3 separate regions of the Homo sapiens genome follow, and regions 1 and 3 are each linked to region 2. Evidence: chromatin contacts called from ENCODE Hi-C or POLR2A ChIA-PET data. All regions are on one chromosome and are shown on one strand. Each heading gives the region's core, a stretch centred on a gene start or an enhancer-like site at or near the end of the contact. The rest is flanking DNA. Distances are from core to core; before and after follow the strand shown.

Region 1 (4,128 bases), core at 41-2,540, 180 kb after region 2:
TGAATCGATTTTCTTTTGCTGCTTTGAATATGTTCTCTGCCTTTGACTTTAGATAATTTAATTATAATGTGTCTTTATGATCCTCTCTAGATTTATCCTTGTTGAAGTCCTTTGAGGTTCTTTAATGTGCATATCCATTTATCTCCTTAGATTTGGGAAGCTTGCAGCTGTTATTTCTTCAAAGAAGCTCTCTGCCACTTTGTCTCTCCCTCTTCTGAGTTTTCATAATGTGCATTTCAGAATGTGTTGTCCTGATCGTGCCCTATAAGTTCTTTATGTGCTCTTTGCCAATCTGTTTCCTTTTTGCTCCTGTGACTCTACTTTTTTTTTTTTGAGACAGAGTCTCGCTCTGTTGCCAGGCTGGAGTGTAGTGGCACGATCTTGGCTCACTGCAACCTCCGCCTCCTGGGTTCAAGTGATCCTCCTGCCTCAGCCTCCTGAGTAGCTGGGACTACAGGTGCTCACCACCATGCCCAGCTAATTTTTGTATTTTTAGTAGAAACGGGGTTTCACCATTTTGGCCAGGATGGTCTCAACCTCTTGACCTCGTGATCCACCTGCCTCGGCCTCCTAAAGTGCTAGATTACAGGTGTGAGCCACTGCACCCGGCTGACTCTACTTTCTTTTGCCTGATTAAACCTGCTATTGAACCCCTCTAATAAATTTTTCAGTTCAGTTATTGAATTTTTCAAGGTCCAGAATTTCTGTTTGGATCTTTTTCATTGTTTATCTTTTTGGTCATGGATTGTTTTCTTCATTTCATTTAGTTTTGTATCTGTGTTCTAGCTCATTGAGCATCTATAACAGTTATTTTAAATTCTTTGTCAGGCAGCTCACAGATCTGCATTTCTTTAGGGCCTGTTTCTGGAGTTATATTTTATTCCTTTAATTCAGCCATATTGCCCTGTTTATTTGTATGCCTTATAATCTCTTGCTGGGCTTTAAGCACTTAAAACAAACAACCATCTGTCCAAGTCTTTGTCTAGTGACTTTGCAGAGGAAGACCTTTACCAATTATCCTGGTTGTTGTTTCCAGGATCTCTCAACCTTTTTCTGACCTCTTGCTCCCCCTGATGTCTGCCTATGGAACTTCAGTGCTAACATCCTGCTCTCCTCTGTTTTCAGTGTCTTCTGTACTCTGGAACCTGTCCAGTCAGTATTCTGAGTCATATGAGATAGAAATCAGTCTCTCAGGAAGCCCCAGACAAGCCAGAATGTTGGACACACGGTCAACTCTTTTGTTTCTGTCCAAGGAGTAGACCCAGTATGGGGGGGGTTTCCTCCAACTTGCTCTGTGCTATGCTACATAGGAAGAAGGACATGAAAGGACATGCCAAACACTGAAATTTCCTAACCCTTTTGCTGTAATCTCCTTTTGGTTTTACAGTGGCCTGGTGCTGTAGCTTCTCAGCTCTTCTTCAGAGCTCTCACAAAGGTATTCTGGTCCATATATTGTTGTTAACACACTAAACACACTCTTGCTCTCTTGACTTTGCTCATATTGTTCCTCTCTAGGAAGGGCCTCCACACTGCCTCTCACTCATTCATTTGTTCAGTAAATAATCTGAATATCTATTTGGCCATATTGTTGGCTCTGGAAATATAGTGAAAAATGCACAGTACCTGACTTCTCTGTGTCTCTGTTGGGGAAGGATCTGTTGCTTTCTAGTCTACCATCTTGTTGATATCACTCCTCTAATGATTTTCATTTTATTTTTATTATTTTTTTCAGACAGAGTCTCACTCTGTCACCCAGGCTGGAGTGCAGTGGCGCGATCTTGGCTCACTGCAACCTCCACCTCCCGGGTTCAAGTGCTTCTCCTGCCTCAGCCTCCCAAGTAGCTGGGATTAACAGGTGCAGGCTACCATGCCTGGATGATTTTTGTATTTTTAGTAAAGGAGGGGTTTCACCATGTTGGTCCAGCTGCTCTCGACCTCCTGACCTCAAGTGATCCACCTGCCTTGGCCTCCCAAAGTGCTGGGATTACAGGTGTGAGCCACCGTGCCTGGCCATGATTTTTATTTTTAAAGCATTTTATTAAGCATTGGAGATATGAGGAAATGGTAGCTGCCCTGAAATAACTTACCTTTTGGCTGCGAAGACAAGATTTATAAATTAAAACTATCAATATTTGGTAGACTATAATAAGTGAGGGGTTTATGCCATAATCCCCAAAGAAACAATCCTGCATGTTAAAATCTCAAAAGATCAAAATCCCCTAAAGTCTAAAATCCCCAAAATCACAATCTTGAAAGATAAAAATCCTGAAAATGTAGTTCTGGAAAAAAAAAATATTTAAAAAATTATTTAAAGGACATTTACTTACTTTTTGTTTATTTTATTTTTAGAGACAGGGTCTCACTGTGTTGCCCAGGCTGGAATGCAGTGGCTATTCTCAGGTGTGATCATAATGCACTACAGCCCCAAACTCCTGGGCTCAAATGAGCCTCCTGACTCTGCCTCCCAAGTAGCTGGGACTACAGGCACATACCACCATGCCCAGCTTATTTACCTTTTTTTTTTTGAGATGGAGTTTTGCTCTTGTTGCCCAGGCTGGAGTGCAATGGCGCCATCTCAGCTTACCACAACCTCCGCCTCCTGGGTTCAAGCGATTCTCCTGCCTCAGCCTCCCGAGTAGCCACAGGTGTGCGCCACCATACCCGGCTAATTTTATATTTTTAGTAGAGACAGGGTTTGTCAGGCTGGTCTCAAACTGCGACCTGAGGTGATCTGCCTGCCTCGGCCTCCCAAAGTGCTGGGAGTACATGGGTGAGCCACCACACCTGGCCTATTTACATTTTTTAAAGGAATTTATTTGAGAAACATGTAAAAACGTAACAGAAAGCCTGTGCGCGGTGGCTCACACCTCTTATCCCAGCACTTTGGGAGGCTGAGGCGGGTGGATCATTTGAGGTCAGGAGTTCGAGACCAGCCTGACCAACATGGTGAAACAGCGTCTCTACTAAAAATACAAAAATTAGCCGGGCGTAGTGGCGTGTGCCTGTAATCCCAGCTACTCAGGAGGCTGAGGCAGGAGAATCGCTTGAACCTGGGAGGCAGAGGTTGCAGTGAGCCGAGATTGTGCCATTGCACTCCAGCTTGGGCGACAGAGTGAGACTCCATCTCAAAACACAAAACAAAACCAAAACAAACAAAAAACCCCAGAAATCTTCATAAGCTACTTTACGCAATAAAATAGGTAATATTTTTGCAAGCATAAACCCACTCACGTATATTAACAGTAGTTATACAGATACAGCGGTTATGAGCAGATGAACCATAATTCATAAAGAAATAGGTCAAAAAATGAAATGTATAAATGGATATCACTGTAGTTGGTAATTGTGTGTACCCAGCTTTATAACTGTGGTCTTCTGGAATACCATGATGGATAACGCAAGTCTTTTGATGAAATTGATCAAAACCATCATTGGCCGGGTGCGGTGGCTCACGCCTGTAATTCCAGCACTTTGGGAGGCCAAGACAGGCGGATCATGAGGTCAGGAGTTTGAGACCAGCCTGGCCAACAGAGTGAAACCCCATCTCTACTAAAAATACAAAAAACTAGCCGAGCATGGTGGCGGACGCCTGTAATCCCAGCTACTGGGGAGACTGAAGAGAATCGCTTGAACCTGGGAGGCAGAGGTTGCAGTGAGCTGAGATGGTGCCCCTCACTCCAGCCCGGGCGACAGTAGGAGACTCTGTCTCAAAGAAAGAAAAAAAAAAAGAAAGAAACTGCAACATACGCAGTTGCCTAAAGAGAAAAACAAATTTTTAAACAATCATTTAGAAAATTGTTTGCTTATTTATTTTTTATTTATTTTGAGACAGAGTCTCGCTCTGTTGCCCAGGCTGGAGTGCAGTGGCACAATCTCGGCTCCCCATAACCTCCGCCTCCTGAGTTTAAGCGGTTCTTGTGCTTCAGTCTCCTAAGAAGCTGAGACTACATGGGCACACCACCATGCCTGGCTGATTTTTTGTATTTATTTATTTATTTTTTGAGATGGATTTTCGCTCTTGTTGCCCAGGCTGGAGGGCAATGGTGCAATCTTGGCTCACTGCCACCTCCACCTCCTGGGTTCAAGCAATTCCCCTGCCTCAGCCTCCTGAGTAACTGGGATTACACG
Region 2 (3,853 bases), core at 704-3,203:
AATTGGGTATGGTGAGAGAGACATTCACCTCCAACCTCATTTGGCATTAGGTGGGGGTGGAGTCGGGTGTCTTTTTTTTTTTTTTTTTTGAGATGGAGCCTCGCTCTCTCACTCAGGCTGGAGTGCAGTGGCGCGATCTCGGCTCGCTGCAAGCTCTGCCTCCCGCGTTCACGCCATTCTCCTGCCTCAGCCTACCGAGTAGCTGGGACTATAGGCGCCTGCCACCAAGCCTGCCTAATTTTTTTGTATTTTTAGTAGAGATGGGGTTTCACCGTGTTAGCCAGGATGGTCTCGATCCCCTGACCTCGTGATCTGCCCGTCTCGGCCTCCCAAAGTGCTGGGATTACAGGCATGAGCCACCGCGCCCGGCCTAGTGGTGTCTTAACCACCTGGAAGGCACTCAGACACTTGGGAAGCTGACCTGATGGAGGTGAAGGGCTGGAGACATGGATGAGGACAAGGCCCCTTTTTCACGCCTTTACCCATCAGCATCTTGGCACCAAAGAATGGGCTGGGATAGGAACTAGGGGAGGTTAGGCTGCTGTAACACAGACTCCAACAAGAGTGGCTTAGCAAAATGGAAATTTCTCCCATACAGATCCGGGTGGGTGATCTGACCCCTTGGTGGTGTTGAGGGCCCAAGCCCCTCCTGTGCCCTTGCGTGTGGGAGATGGCATCCCACCATGGCTGCTGGGTCCGTCAGCCAGCCAGTGGGGAGGGAGGAAAGTGACGAGAAAGAAAAGGCACTGCCCTTCCTTTTCAGAGCATGACCTCAAAGTTGCCAGATGACATCCCTTTGGTCACCAGCTGATCACATGCCACACTTAGCTGACAGGGAGTTTGGGGAACATACATAGTGGAGCTTCTAGTACCAAAGGTACAAGAAGGGAAAGTGGATTTTAGGGGACAGTTGGCAATCTTTGCCATGAGATCTAGATGAGAAGGGTATGGGGAGCCTGTGTCATGTGGGTGAGGATGGCTTTCCTATGGGGACCTGCTGGGAGAAAAATGTTCCCAGCTGGACTTCTTTTTGTGAGGGGCCTAGAGCAGAGGGACCAGAACCCCCTTGGCTAATGCCCTCACGCTGGACTCCCTCCCCTCTGGTCAAAGGTGGAGGGTCTGATTCTCCTTCGCCTTGACCAGAGGCCCCTTGGAGGTCATCATGGAGCCCTTCTTCCAGGAGCACCCTGTAGGATCAGGGTGAGGTTCATTGAGGAGCACCATATTTTCCCCTTGGCAGGGGGGCGGCGGGGGGAGAGGGTCTGTGCTGTTCTCTGATGAGGTAGAGGAGGGTCATGTCTCCATCCCTTAGAGAGGTCGTTGAGAAGGTCAAATGTAATGTGAGCAGGGTCGAGGCAGGGAGGTCAAGGTTTGTCAAAAATAGGGGAAAAAGAGGTTTATTTTCAAACGAGACCTAACAATTGACAGATAGCTTATCCCTTTGATCACCAGTTGGTCACAGGTCACATTTAGCTGACAGGGAGTTTGGGGAACATACGTAGTAGAGCTCTTCTCTGGAGGTGGGAATCTCCATGTGGCTAGAGGCTGACAGGCAGCCTTGTGGGTCCAGTGCTGACTCATTCATTCACTCACTCATTAATTCACTCATCCGCTCAGTGTCTGTTTATTAAGTGCTTACCATGGATACACCGGGTACCATGTTCCGTGTGTGTGAAAAAGGAAAGAACAAGATGGGCACAGTCCCTTACCTCTGTAGCTTATAAGCCTTGTTTTCCCTGGTTCCCTTTCTGCCTCCCTGGGGAGGAGAGACCAGGCCATCACAGCTCTGAGAGAGCCACCCTTGTGACTCAGAGCCCAAAAGGCCCTAAGGGAGCCCATGAATGCATCTGATAGGCCCTCACCTCTGAGCCCGCCATCGTGGGGCGGCCGGGGTGCAGGATGGGCCAGAGTGCCGGAGGGGAGGGCAGTGGAGCATTGGAGGTGCGGTTTCACTTCCCTCTCACACCAGGCGTGGAATCTGATTTTTCTCAGTTTGGTGAGGTGTGTGACTTCTTCTGTGAGCTGAGGGGAGATGTCTTCACTCACCCCTCCTCCAACTCTAGCTGTCCCTCCAGTGTTCCAGGTTGGATGGGATCTCTCCTTCCCATTCTTCCCATTACCCGTGGCCCTAGTTCACCAACTGCACCTCTTTGCTCCAGGAAAGAAGGTGGCGTGGCAATTGGAAATCTCTGTGGAGACACTTCCTCTGTGAGGCCTTGGTCTCTCAGACTTCTCCCTGGGGCTTGGCTTCCTGGGCCCCTCTTGGCCTTGCTGGAAGAGAGGTCCCCCTGCCCTGGCCTGCTCGGAGAGCTGTCAGGCTCCCTGTTTCCTCTCACAGTTAGATCCCAGACCTTCTGTCTGCCTGCGTGCATGGGTCACTCTCACTTTATTCCCCAAGGCATGGCCTCATGCAGGCCCTGCTTTCCTCCCTGGATTTCTTTTTTATTTTATTTTATTTGACTTTATTTTTTGAGATGGAGTCTCACTTTGTCACCCAAGCTGGAGTGCAGTGGCATGATCTCGTCTCACTGCAACCTCCACCTCCTGGGTTCGAGCGATTCTCCTGCCTCAGCCTCCCACGTAGCTAGGATTACAGGTGTGCACCACCACACTGGGCTAATTTTGTATTTTTAGGAGAGACGGGGTTTCTCTCTATTAGTCAGGCTGGTCTCGAACTCCTGACCTCAGGTGATCTGCCCTCCTCAGCCTCCCAAAGTGCTGGGATTACAGGCATGAGCCACTGCGCCCGGCCCCTTAATTTTGTATTTTTAGTAGAGACAGGGTTTCACCATGTTGGCCAGGCTGGTGTCAAACTCCTACCCTCAGGTGATTCACCTGTCTCAGCCTCCCAAAATGGTGGAATTACAAGCGTGAGCCACCATGCCTGCCCTGCTTGCCTGGACTTCTGAGTGGCCCCAGCCTCGCAATGTCACTTCATGCTTTCCTGCTACTGAACAGTGCCAGTGGCATGGCTAAGGAGAGGGACCCTCCTCATCACTGAGGGTGGACTGAGATCCTCACAAGATGCAGGTTCTCCTTCCATGTCACTGGAGGCGCATAAACCCCTCTGCCTCTTCCACACACCAGCTGTGTTATCAGGGTGAATTATTATTATTTTTTTTTTTTGAGACTGAGTCTTGCTCTGTCACCCAGGCTGCAATGCAGTGGCGTGATCTCCGCTCACTACAAGCTCCGCCTCCTGGGTTCATGCCATTCTCCTGCCTTAGCCTCCCAAGTAGCTGAGACTACAGGTGCCCGCCAACATGCCTGGCTAATTTTTTGTATATTTAGTAGGGACGGGATTTCACCATGTTAGCCAGGATGGTCTCCATCTCCTGACCTCGTGATCCACCTGCCTCGGCCTCCCAAAGTGCTGGGATTACAGGTGTGAGCCACCGCACCCAGCCATGGGGTGCATTCTTAACCTCTCTGTGCCTCAGTGCCCTTATCTGTAAGTTGGAGATAATAATAGTATCCACCTTACAGGGCTATTAGGAGGATTACATGAGTTGTTAGGAGGCTTTATGCACGTACAGCACTCAGAACAGTGCCTGGCCCTAATAAGTGTATGTATTAGGCTGTTATTGTGACACAGGTGTTTGCCTGATGTAAACACTGGCAAAACTTTTAGGCCCCAATGCTAGTATATCAACCTAGGGATATCTAAGCCAAATAAAATAATAAAACCTTCAGAGTCAGTCTTAACGTACAGATTCCCCCATTGTACAGTTAAGATGGTCAGTGACAGGGTCAGGACCCTGCTTGCATCCTGTATTTTTTGCTTTTAGTGTTGGATTTTGTACTTAGTGTTTAATAGATGATAGATGGCGGATGGATGAGTAGATACAGACTG
Region 3 (3,666 bases), core at 1,167-3,666, 140 kb before region 2:
GGGTGGAGACCATTCTGTTATTTGTGTCTCGCCTGCCCCCAGCTCCTGGCACCACACATTCCACATTGTCGTGCGCTAGTTGTTCTGTTTGCCCAGCCCCGACTCATTCTCCCCCTTTCTCCTCCAGCTCTGAGCCCCAAAGACTGACCCTACAGACTGCATCACCCAGACTCTGCTGCCCTCTTGTTTCAGGCTGGGTTCATCTGCTGAGAAGCTGGAGGAAGACTGGAGGGTGGAGAGGGAGAAGAGCTGGGACATTTGTTGTCCTCACTCCTCCCTGCCAGCTCAGGGTTGGGGCAGCGGTTATTTCCTTCCACCTTCAATCACCGCTCCTGCCATAGCTCTCTGGGCTCCTGTAATCATGGCTCCCTCCCTTTGCCCCGCCAGGCATGATAAGGGCTTCCCTCTCGCTACTGTCTGGGTACATCACCATTCCCTTAACTATGCCCAGCTCTCTGTTAATAGTCCCCACATCAACTCTCCTAAATTACCGTTTTGAGAGTAATATTTGACTGACGGGCTTGAGCCCAGTAAAATATTGAGTGCATGCATGCATGCACATATGATTAAAGAAAGAATTCTTGGGGCCGGGCGCGGTGGCTCACGCCTGTAATCCCAGCACTTTGGGAGGCTGAGGAGGGTGGATCATCTGAGGTCGGGGGTTCAAGACGAGCCTGGTCAACATGGTGAAACCCCGTCTCTACTAAATATACAAAAATTAGCCGGGTGTGGTGGCGGGTGCCTGTAATCCCAGCTACTCCAGAGGCTGAGGCAGGAGAATCGTTTGAACCTGGGAGTCGGAGGCTGCAGTGAGCCGAGATCGCGCCATTGTGCTCCAGTCTGGGCAACAAGAGCGAAACTTCGTCAAAGAAAAGAAAATAAAAGAGAAAAGAAAAGAATTCTTAGGCCGGGCAGGGTGGCTCACACCTGTAATCCCAGCACTTTGGGAGGCGGAGGCGGGTGGATCATCTGAGGTCAGGAGTTCGAGACTAGCCTGGCCAACATGGTGAAACCCTGTCTCTACTAAAAATACAAAAATAAGCCGGGCATAGTGGTGCACGCCTGTGGTCCCAGCTACTCTGGAGGCTGAGGCAGGAGAATCACTTGAACCTGGGAAGCAGAGGTTGCAGTGAGACGAGATCGTGCCATTGCACTCCAGCCTGGGTGACAAGAGTGAAGCTCCAAATCAAAAAAAATTCTTGCCAGGTATGGTGGCTCACGCCTGTAATCCCAGCACTTTGGGAGGACGAGATGGGTGGATCACAAGGTCAGGAGATCAAGACCATCCTGGCTAACATGGTGAAACCCCGTCTCTACTAAAAATACAAAAAAAAAAAAAAAAAAAAGTTAGCCAGGCTTGGCGGCGTAGTCCCAGCTACTCAGGAGGCTGAGGCAGGAGGATGACGTGAACCCAGGAGGCGGAGCTTGCAGTGAGCCGAGATCGCACCACTGCACTCCAGCCTGGGCGACAGAGCGAGACTGTCTCAAAAAAAAAGAAAGAAAGAAAGAAAGAATTCTCAAAAAGCTAAAATTGGATGAAACTATGCTTGTTGAATAGGTGCACAAGTCCTGTGGGGTGGGTATTATTATTGCCATGTGAGACAAAAGGGGCTTGGGGCAGAAAATTTAAATCACCTGCTCAGGTTCACGAGCACTTTAGTGGTGGTACCAAAGTTTTCCCACCTCATCATCATGCTTTTCTCCTAAGCCTTCACACCCTGCAGAAGGGCTGGATAGAGCCAGGGGGACCCCACGAGCCCCTCACTCCAGCGCCATCTCCCTCAGTCCTCCCCTTGTGGCCCTCTGCCCAACAATTCCATTGACAGAGAGCTTGCTCCCTTTGAGGGAGGAGGGCCCCCACCCCTTGTCTCCAGCCCAGGGTGGGAATGGAATCCCCTGAGACAGGGATGCCAAGGCAAGGAGGACTGAGATCAACACCAAGGCCCCAAGGAAGCAGTATGCACAAGGTATGCGTTAGGGCACAGAGGGCCAGAGTACAGGTCACACAGCATACACAGGGAGGATTCCTGCCTTCCCTGGCTGCTCTGCCTGCAGGAATCCCTCCTGGGACAGAAGCCAGATCAGAGGAAGAGGCTCCACCTGGCGGAATGGGGCCGAGGGGAGGGAGGATGGGGCAGCTGCAGAGAGGTAGGAAGACAAACCAGGAAGAGACAGGAGGGGCAGTGATCCAGGCCAGACTAATCCCCCCCTAAGGCTGCCTGCTTGCCCCTCTACTCCACAGAAACACAGAAGGACCCTGAGCACAGGTTCAGTTGCCTCCTGGGCCTATCTCACTCAAAACAAGGTGGTACCTTGGCCGGTTTCTTTAAAGGGTTTCTAAGGGCGTCCATGGAGGCTGCATTACCAAGGTGAACCTCAAGAGGGAGCCCATTCTCCAGGGTAGGGGAGGAGGCGTTTGTTGTGGGAGTGAAGACGCCTCATGGGGATCCTGCCCCTCACCCTACACAGGCTATAGGATCTGGAAGGGAAGGGACGGTTCCTGTTAATATCTTTGCATCTTAAGGACACAGCCCACAGGGTCTGTTGGGTGACTGACTGATTGAATGAGCAAGACTTCTAGTTATACATAGACTGAAAACTTCCACTTATCTCTGCTTCTTTTCAAAATCCCACTAAAATATGAATAAATGCATGTTTTAAAGACAAAAGGAGGCCGGGCGCAGTGGCTAACGCCTGTAATCCCAGCGCTTTGTGAGGCCGAGGCGGGCGGATCACCTGAGGTCGGGAGTTCAAGACCAGCCTGTCCAACATGGAGAAACCCCGTCTCTACTAAAAATACAAAAATTAGCCGGGCATGGTGGTACATTCCTGTAATCCCAGCTACCCGGGAGGCTGAGGCAGGAGAATCGCTTGAACCTGGGAGGAGGAGGTTATGGTGAGCCAAGATTGCACCATTGCACTCCAGCCTGGGCAACAAGAGCAAAACTCCGTCTCAAAAAAGGAAAAAGGGGCTGGGCACAGTGGCTCACGCCTGTAATCCCAGCACTTTGGGAGGCCGAGGCAGGTGGATCACCTGAGGTCAGGAGTTCAAGACCAGCCTGACCAACATGGAGAAACCCCGTCTCTACTAAAAATACAAAATTAGCAGGGCATGGCGGCCCATGCCTGTAATCCCAGCTACTCGGGAGGCTGAGGCAGGAGAATCGCTTGAACCCGGGAGGTGGAAGTTGTGGTGAGCTGAGATCCCGCCATTGGACTCCAGACTGGGCAACAAGAGTGAAACTCTTATCTCAAAAAAAGAAAAAAGAAAAGAAAGAAAGAAAAGAAAAGAGGAAAAAAGACAGCAGATACAGGGGTTCTAATAAAATTTTGGAAAACAAGACAGATGGACAAGTGGTAACTGTCTTTCTTATGAGAGTGGAGAAAGTCGAAACCTAAATGCTTTCAAAGAGGAGGAGCCTGCGGAGCTCGGGACAAACCTATTCCTGCTGCAGGAATAGGGAGGCAGAGATACCAGGTGCCCCTGAAGGCTGGGATGCAGCACAGGTGGAGCAGAAAATAGGGCTGGCCAAAGTTTGCATAAGGAACACTTAGCTTCTCCGATGCCCTCCGCAAGGCAGCAGAACAGGCATCTCCCGGCATCAGTCCCCTCCTGACCCTGATTGAAGGTTCTTCTGGAGATTTGGGCCAGAGAGCCGCTAGTCT

Evidence for each region. Hi-C counts contacts between places; a loop is a spot of excess contacts on that map. ChIA-PET counts read pairs that join two places held with the same protein, here RNA polymerase II (POLR2A). Pooled maps may share reads with other maps.
Region 1: a pooled map shows a loop between it and region 2 (2.2-fold over the local background). The contact joins two enhancer-like sites. A Hi-C loop is called at or near these places in 1 of 168 maps with a recorded cell type or tissue (transverse colon) and 3 of 50 pooled maps. POLR2A ChIA-PET finds 5 or more read pairs at or near these places in 4 of 52 experiments (BJ, T-cell, WTC11 and 1 more).
Region 3: a loop to region 2 is called in a pooled map, with 2.7 times the contacts of the local background. The contact joins two enhancer-like sites. A Hi-C loop is called at or near these places in 2 of 50 pooled maps. POLR2A ChIA-PET finds 5 or more read pairs at or near these places in 2 of 52 experiments (CD8-positive, alpha-beta memory T cell and H1).

The regions. Positions count from the first base shown.
Region 1 is chr6:41,843,918-41,848,045 of GRCh38, reverse strand. All of the region lies in intron 3 of USP49 (ubiquitin specific peptidase 49), which reads left to right. Among named protein-coding and RNA genes, the nearest start is that of USP49, 49 kb to the left of the region's middle. Within about 2 kb of position 1,290, at least 10 of the 41 ENCODE cell types and tissues checked have a DNase peak (open chromatin) inside an H3K27ac peak, as active enhancers do.
Region 2 is chr6:42,023,676-42,027,528 of GRCh38, reverse strand. It overlaps a transcript of CCND3 not described here. Among named protein-coding and RNA genes, the nearest start is that of TAF8, 25 kb to the left of the region's middle. Within about 2 kb of position 1,953, at least 8 of the 41 ENCODE cell types and tissues checked have a DNase peak (open chromatin) inside an H3K27ac peak, as active enhancers do.
Region 3 is chr6:42,165,346-42,169,011 of GRCh38, reverse strand. The region is part of intron 1 of GUCA1ANB-GUCA1A (GUCA1ANB-GUCA1A readthrough); the gene reads right to left. Among named protein-coding and RNA genes, the nearest start is that of GUCA1A, 6.2 kb to the left of the region's middle. RefSeq lists an enhancer at 2,306-3,273. Within about 2 kb of position 2,416, at least 4 of the 41 ENCODE cell types and tissues checked have a DNase peak (open chromatin) inside an H3K27ac peak, as active enhancers do.